2 separate regions of the Homo sapiens genome follow, and region 1 is linked to region 2. A link is a contact called in ENCODE Hi-C or POLR2A ChIA-PET data. All regions are on one chromosome and are shown on one strand. Each heading gives the region's core, a stretch centred on a gene start or an enhancer-like site at or near the end of the contact. The rest is flanking DNA. Distances are from core to core; before and after follow the strand shown.

What was found. A loop is a pair of places that touch in the nucleus more often than their neighbours do. ChIA-PET counts read pairs that join two places held with the same protein, here RNA polymerase II (POLR2A). Pooled maps may share reads with other maps.
Region 1: a loop to region 2 is called in a pooled map, with 3 times the contacts of the local background. The contact joins the enhancer-like site here to the promoter of MACORIS in region 2. A Hi-C loop is called at or near these places in 5 of 168 maps with a recorded cell type or tissue (cardiac septum, gastrocnemius medialis, heart left ventricle and 2 more) and 8 of 50 pooled maps. POLR2A ChIA-PET finds 5 or more read pairs at or near these places in 1 of 52 experiments (Panc1).

Annotation. Positions count from the first base shown.
Region 1 is chr10:31,629,990-31,632,689 of GRCh38, reverse strand. No RefSeq gene overlaps it. Among named protein-coding and RNA genes, the nearest start is that of MACORIS, 76 kb to the left of the region's middle. Within about 2 kb of position 1,357, at least 3 of the 41 ENCODE cell types and tissues checked have a DNase peak (open chromatin) inside an H3K27ac peak, as active enhancers do; they include heart right ventricle and left ventricle myocardium inferior, where a contact is called at or near this core.
Region 2 is chr10:31,706,162-31,708,861 of GRCh38, reverse strand. It overlaps MACORIS (macrophage enriched lincRNA repressor of IFN-gamma signaling), which reads left to right and starts at 1,415. Exons shown (of 2, transcript NR_184023.1): 1 at 1,415-1,556. RefSeq lists an enhancer at 977-1,166.

The DNA of each region.
Region 1 (2,700 bases), core at 108-2,607, 76 kb after region 2:
CATAGAGCCTTGGCATATGATAAGTGCCCCACTGTATCACCATGTCTTTTATTTTTGTATTTCAATGCTTTGGCATCTGGGGTCTCACTGACCATGGAGGGGACCAACCCTTCCAGGGTTAGACAATTCCCAGATAGTAAACAACTCACCTGTGAATGCGTTCTTTGCATACAAACCAACCAATCCAGAGCCCACACACCCAGCCAAATCCTTTATGGGGCCACTATCCACCTGCCCTAATAAACCCACGACCAGGTACCAGGCAACTGGGTACAGCACTGATATGGCTTGGTTCTGTGTCCCTACCCAAATCTCGTCTCGAATTATAATCCCCACGTGTCAAGGGAGGGACCTGGTGGGAGATGACTGGATCATGGGGGTGGTTCCCTCATGCTGTTCTTGTGATAGTGAGGGAGTCCTCACGAGATAAGATGGTTTTAAAAGTGGAAGTTTCCCCTGCAGTCTCTCTCTCTCCTGTCACCATGTAAGACGTGCCTTGCTTCCCCTTCACCTTCTGCCATGATTGTAAGTTTCCTGAGGCCTCCCCAGCCATGTGGAACTTTGAATCAATTAAACCTCTTTTGTTTATAAATTACCCAGTCTTGGGTATTTCTTTATAGCAGCATGAGAATGGACTAATACAATTGGTAAGGGACTTCAGTTGGGAGGATGTGGGAACAGGGTCTCTTTAATCTTTCTTATTTCTGTCTTTTCTCACCATTTCCCACCACCAGGGGTAGCTTGATGGGTAAGGGCAGAGGGGAGGTGGCAGACCTGAAGACCTGCCTCTAAACTTGGGGCGTGGTTTCCCCCTATTACTGCTGAACGGTGGAGGCCCTGCAGCCTAAATCAAGGAGTGATGATAGGCCTCTGGGTAATGATCCTTCATAACATGTCCTGACAGTGTTGGAGGCTGAGTGCAGTGACATGCAAGCTGGAAATCAGGGACTGCCTAGATACTGTGAGGGTCCAGAGAAGGGCCTTGAAGCCAGCCAGACTTGGACTTGTCTTCCATCTGTGTAATCTTAAACATGCTTATTAACCCTAAGATTCCTCAACTGTAAAATGGGACCAAAACACCGACCTTCCCAGGTTATTATTAGCATTAGATGACACAGTAATAAGGAAATGATGAAGTGCACACTAAAAGGAAGCTGTTGCATTTCACAGGACAGTTCTACAGAAAGGTGACAGTCTCCCAGAAGAGGCCTCCAGCACGGGTTGCTAATGTGAGGACTGCTGGTGTCCTCCTAGTACCCTGGGTATAGGATCACTCTAAACACTCAGCCTGAGAGACAAGGGGGAGGAGAGAACTGCAAGTCTTGACAAACTTGCAGAGTCCCTCCTTCCCTGAACTGGGAGATCTGCCAAGAGAGGCCAACGCTGACCTCTCTGTGTCCCGTGATATATCCTGGCACATAGGTGGGCTGGTCAACTGCTGGCATCACAGTTAATGGGATGTGCTCAGTTCCAGGAATCTGATAGTCAACAAACCAACCAGACAAACACTAAACAGATTTTACTAATCACCTACTGTGTATAGTGTACTAGGTTTACAGAATCTATGTTTATCCCTGTTCATGGACCAAATGAGAAGCTGAACTTTCTGGGTAGCAAGCAGGCTGGAAACTACCTACTTCTGTCAAGGGCTGAGGTTTCTCAGAGCACTGTGGAAGACAGTCATTGTTAACCTTTCGGTCAGTGGCTATTTTGGACTTTCCAATACAATTCAAACAAAGGTCATTGTAAAACATAAGGAGGAAAAGTTAGAACAATGTAATTTTCAAAGCTATGAGTTTCTGAGGAGAAAAACAAAAGTAACTGCATTGCTTCAATCTCACAAAGATGTTATTTCATAAAGATAACCATCATTCTGTTGAATTAGTGACACAAATAATTTTACATATTATTTTCTTGTTTATCTTAAACTTTAAAAGTAATATGTGCACCTTTACCTTGCACCATGTAAAAAAATTTACTCAAAATGGATGAAAAACCTAAATATAAAAGTTAAAAGTATAAAACTCTTTGAAGAAAATGTAGGAAGAAAGGTTCATAACAATGGATTTGGCAATAACTCTTAGACCTCACACCAAAATCATAGGAAACAAAAGAAAAAATAAACTGAATTTCATCAAAATTAAAAACTCTTATGGATCAAAGGACACAATAGCAGAGTAAAAAGGCAACCCACAGAATGGGAAAAAATATTTGCAAATCATGTCTGATTCGAGATTAACATCCAGAATATGTAAAGAGTTCCTACAACTCAAAAACAAAAAATCAAATAACTTGATTTAAAAAATGGACTAAGGACTCTAATAGACATTTATTCAAAGAAGAGATACAATTGACTAATAAGCATGTGAAAAGATATTAAATATCACTAGTCATTAGGGAAATGCAAATCAAAGCCAAAATGAGATATCACTTCACACCTATTAGAATGACTCTTATTATAAAATCCAGAAAATAGCAAGTGTTGGCAAAGAAGTGGAGAAATTGGAACCCTTGTGGGGTTCCCCCTCACTGGTGGGAATATAAAATAGTGCAACCGCTGTGAAATACAGCATGGCAGTTCCTCAAAAAGTTAAGTATAGAATTACCATACAATTCAGCAATTCCTGTCCTAGGCATATACCCAAAAGAATTGAAAGCAGGGACCTGAAGAGATATTTGCACAGCAGTGTTCATAGCAGC
Region 2 (2,700 bases), core at 166-2,665:
CCATGGCTGCGTGAGCTTTGTAGATGTTCTCTGGATGGGAGATACAGCCATGCATGGCCCGCCCTTGGGGATCAGCAGTTGTCTGCAAAATGCAGGAAAAGCATCATGTGGACGACATAGGACTACGAGCCAGGGGATTTTCACAGCTGGAGAGGCTTACAAGGAGGCTCGAGCTGGTCAGTTTCAAGGTTTCTGGGCCTGCGTGTTGGAAATTAGGTCACCCTTAGTCTGCCTTGACAAAGAAGACACAGGACATTGGAGGGTGATGTGAGATGCAGTACACGAGGGTCTTACCCTCTCATCTCCCCCGGGTTCCATCACGACACCTGGACTCCAATCTGAACATCAGAAACAATACAAAGCACTTTTAAAAAATTAAATTCAGAGGTCGGGACAGCTTGGGCAGGACTAATTTGTGTGCTTGGCTGTCACAGTGATGGATTTGAGACAGATTAACCCTTGGGCTCCTGGGCCCAGCAGCCTGGGATTGGGTGGGGGGGTGCATTTTCCCTGCATGAAATTACCTTTGTGTAGGGCCCTCTGTCCCAGCAGATGCTGCTCCCTTCTGTTCCCTCACACCCCTGGGCCAACTGTTGTAAACCCCAGAAGAGTGAAAAGAAGCAATTGCCAAGATAAGAAAGCAGGCTTGCAACTGTGTTTGTCCTACTCCGAGTCATTCGGGGTAGGAAAGGGAAACACAGGATGTCTGACTTCCAGGTATTCTTGTAGGTTTTTACGGGGGCTTTTGTTTTTGTCTTTTCTTATTCTTATATTTTTTTAAGACAGCCCTGTGTGGTGAAGTCTCTAGTAAGATAGAAACCTAGGGCTTCACCAGTTCCCTCTGAAAAGGGTTTGAACTGGATTCTCTCAGACTCCCTGTGAGAAAATCCCAGCCATGCCCCCTGACCCTTGTCTTGGGGCTGTGGGGGCTGGGCTGGCTGCCTTCTGGCTGACACTCTCGGAGCAAGCAGACCATAATGAGTCAATTCTCTGCTGTCTGCTATTTAAAACAACGGGTTCCTTCCTGTTTCCTACGCGCTGACTGAGGCGTCTTCTGTGTTAGAAAAAAAAAAGAAACTCAGGAATAAAGTGCCTCCTCTCACAATGAATGGGCTACACATTTCGGCCCGCAGTGACACAAAAGCTCCTAACTGTTTCATCTGTACAGATGGCTCTCATTTGGTGTTGGTGGCATGACTCTGTGAGGTAATTTCCCACATACTTGGTCCATTTAACTGGAGGAGGGTAAAAACCTCCTCTAAGCCAAGTTAGAATCCTCCAAGAAATAGAATTGCTCTTAGCCCTGAGTGTGAAATTTTTGCAGAAGTCCCTGAATTGCAGATGTTCCCTCCAAGAGGGAAGGAGGGAGAGTGCGCAATCTCCCTGGTCTGAAGTGAGAACGGCCTATGCTCTCACTCTTTGTTCCCCTCCCCAGGGAAATCCAGTTACCCACTGGGAGTGAGCTGCCCCCTAACCCCGCATGACCCTGTTCCCCGGGAGGGGCAGCCTGGGGAGTGACAGGCATGACCTCGATGGTGGGCCAGGGGCCTCCTCAGGTGAGTCTTGACCTAACTTTGGCTCTTTCTCTATTTCTCAAACTAAGTGGGAGGGATGTTCAGAGGGAAGCCAGGTTCCCTTGGTTATGCAACACTTGAGTTGCAAATTTCAGTAGCAATATAGAAGGCAAAGCAGTTCTGGCTTTCTTAGCGACACCACCCAGCTTCCGGGTCCAGAGGGACACTAAGATGATTATCTCTCTGTGTGCACAGCTCGGTGACGCTGGGGGCCCAGGCTTCCTGGGGGAGACAGACCAGCCTTAAGAATGCTCAGGAATTGCTGGGACGTTGGTTCATTCACTCATGCAGCAAATGTACTGGTCCCTGGCACCAGCTGCAGATGCAGAAGATGAGCACGTCATGGCTCCCTCCTGCAAGAGCTGTCAGTTTTTGGATGGTGGGAATGTAAGAGACACATCAGGGAAGCAGGTTTCATGGAGGAGGTGCTGTTGGGCCAGGTCCTGAAGAGAAGGGCTAGGACTATGTTAGGCTGAAAGGGAGGATGACATTCCCAACAGAGGGAATAATAGGAGGAAAAGCACAGAAGACATATACATGTGGTATGTTTAATAAATGTAACAAGCATCAGTGTCATGTCTCAAGTGCAAATGTTGGCACTCTGTCAGGGACTGCACGTGTGAATAACTAGATGGGCGTGGCCAGAGTATGGTGTATATGTATGTGTGTGTGTGTGTGTGTACATGTGTGTGTATGCGTGTAGCAGGAGGCCTGTGAAGGGGTATAGGACCAGAGGCTTGAAAAGACATGCTAGAATCAGACTGAGAAAAGTCTGTTAGCAAAAGGAAGCCCAAAAAGAAGCTTTAAAAAGCTCAAGATCTACAAGAGTTGGTTGGTTCGAATGAGATAATCAGGCTTGTATCTTCAAGTGCTCATCCTGGATAACATCTGGGGAAGGGGTTGGGAGGGTGCAGTGGGCAGGAGGCTAAGGACTAAGTAGGAGTACTGGAGATGGGGACACCCCCTTTGTGCTTGGGGGTGGCATGGGGAAGGGGAGGAGGCCCCCGCTGGAGTGGCAGGAACGATATTGGAGCACTTACTGAGGTGCTGAACTTTGGAGCAGCTCATCCAGGGAAAGAAAGTGAGTTCATTGTTGTGAATTTGGGCTTCCAGAGGGACAGCAGGA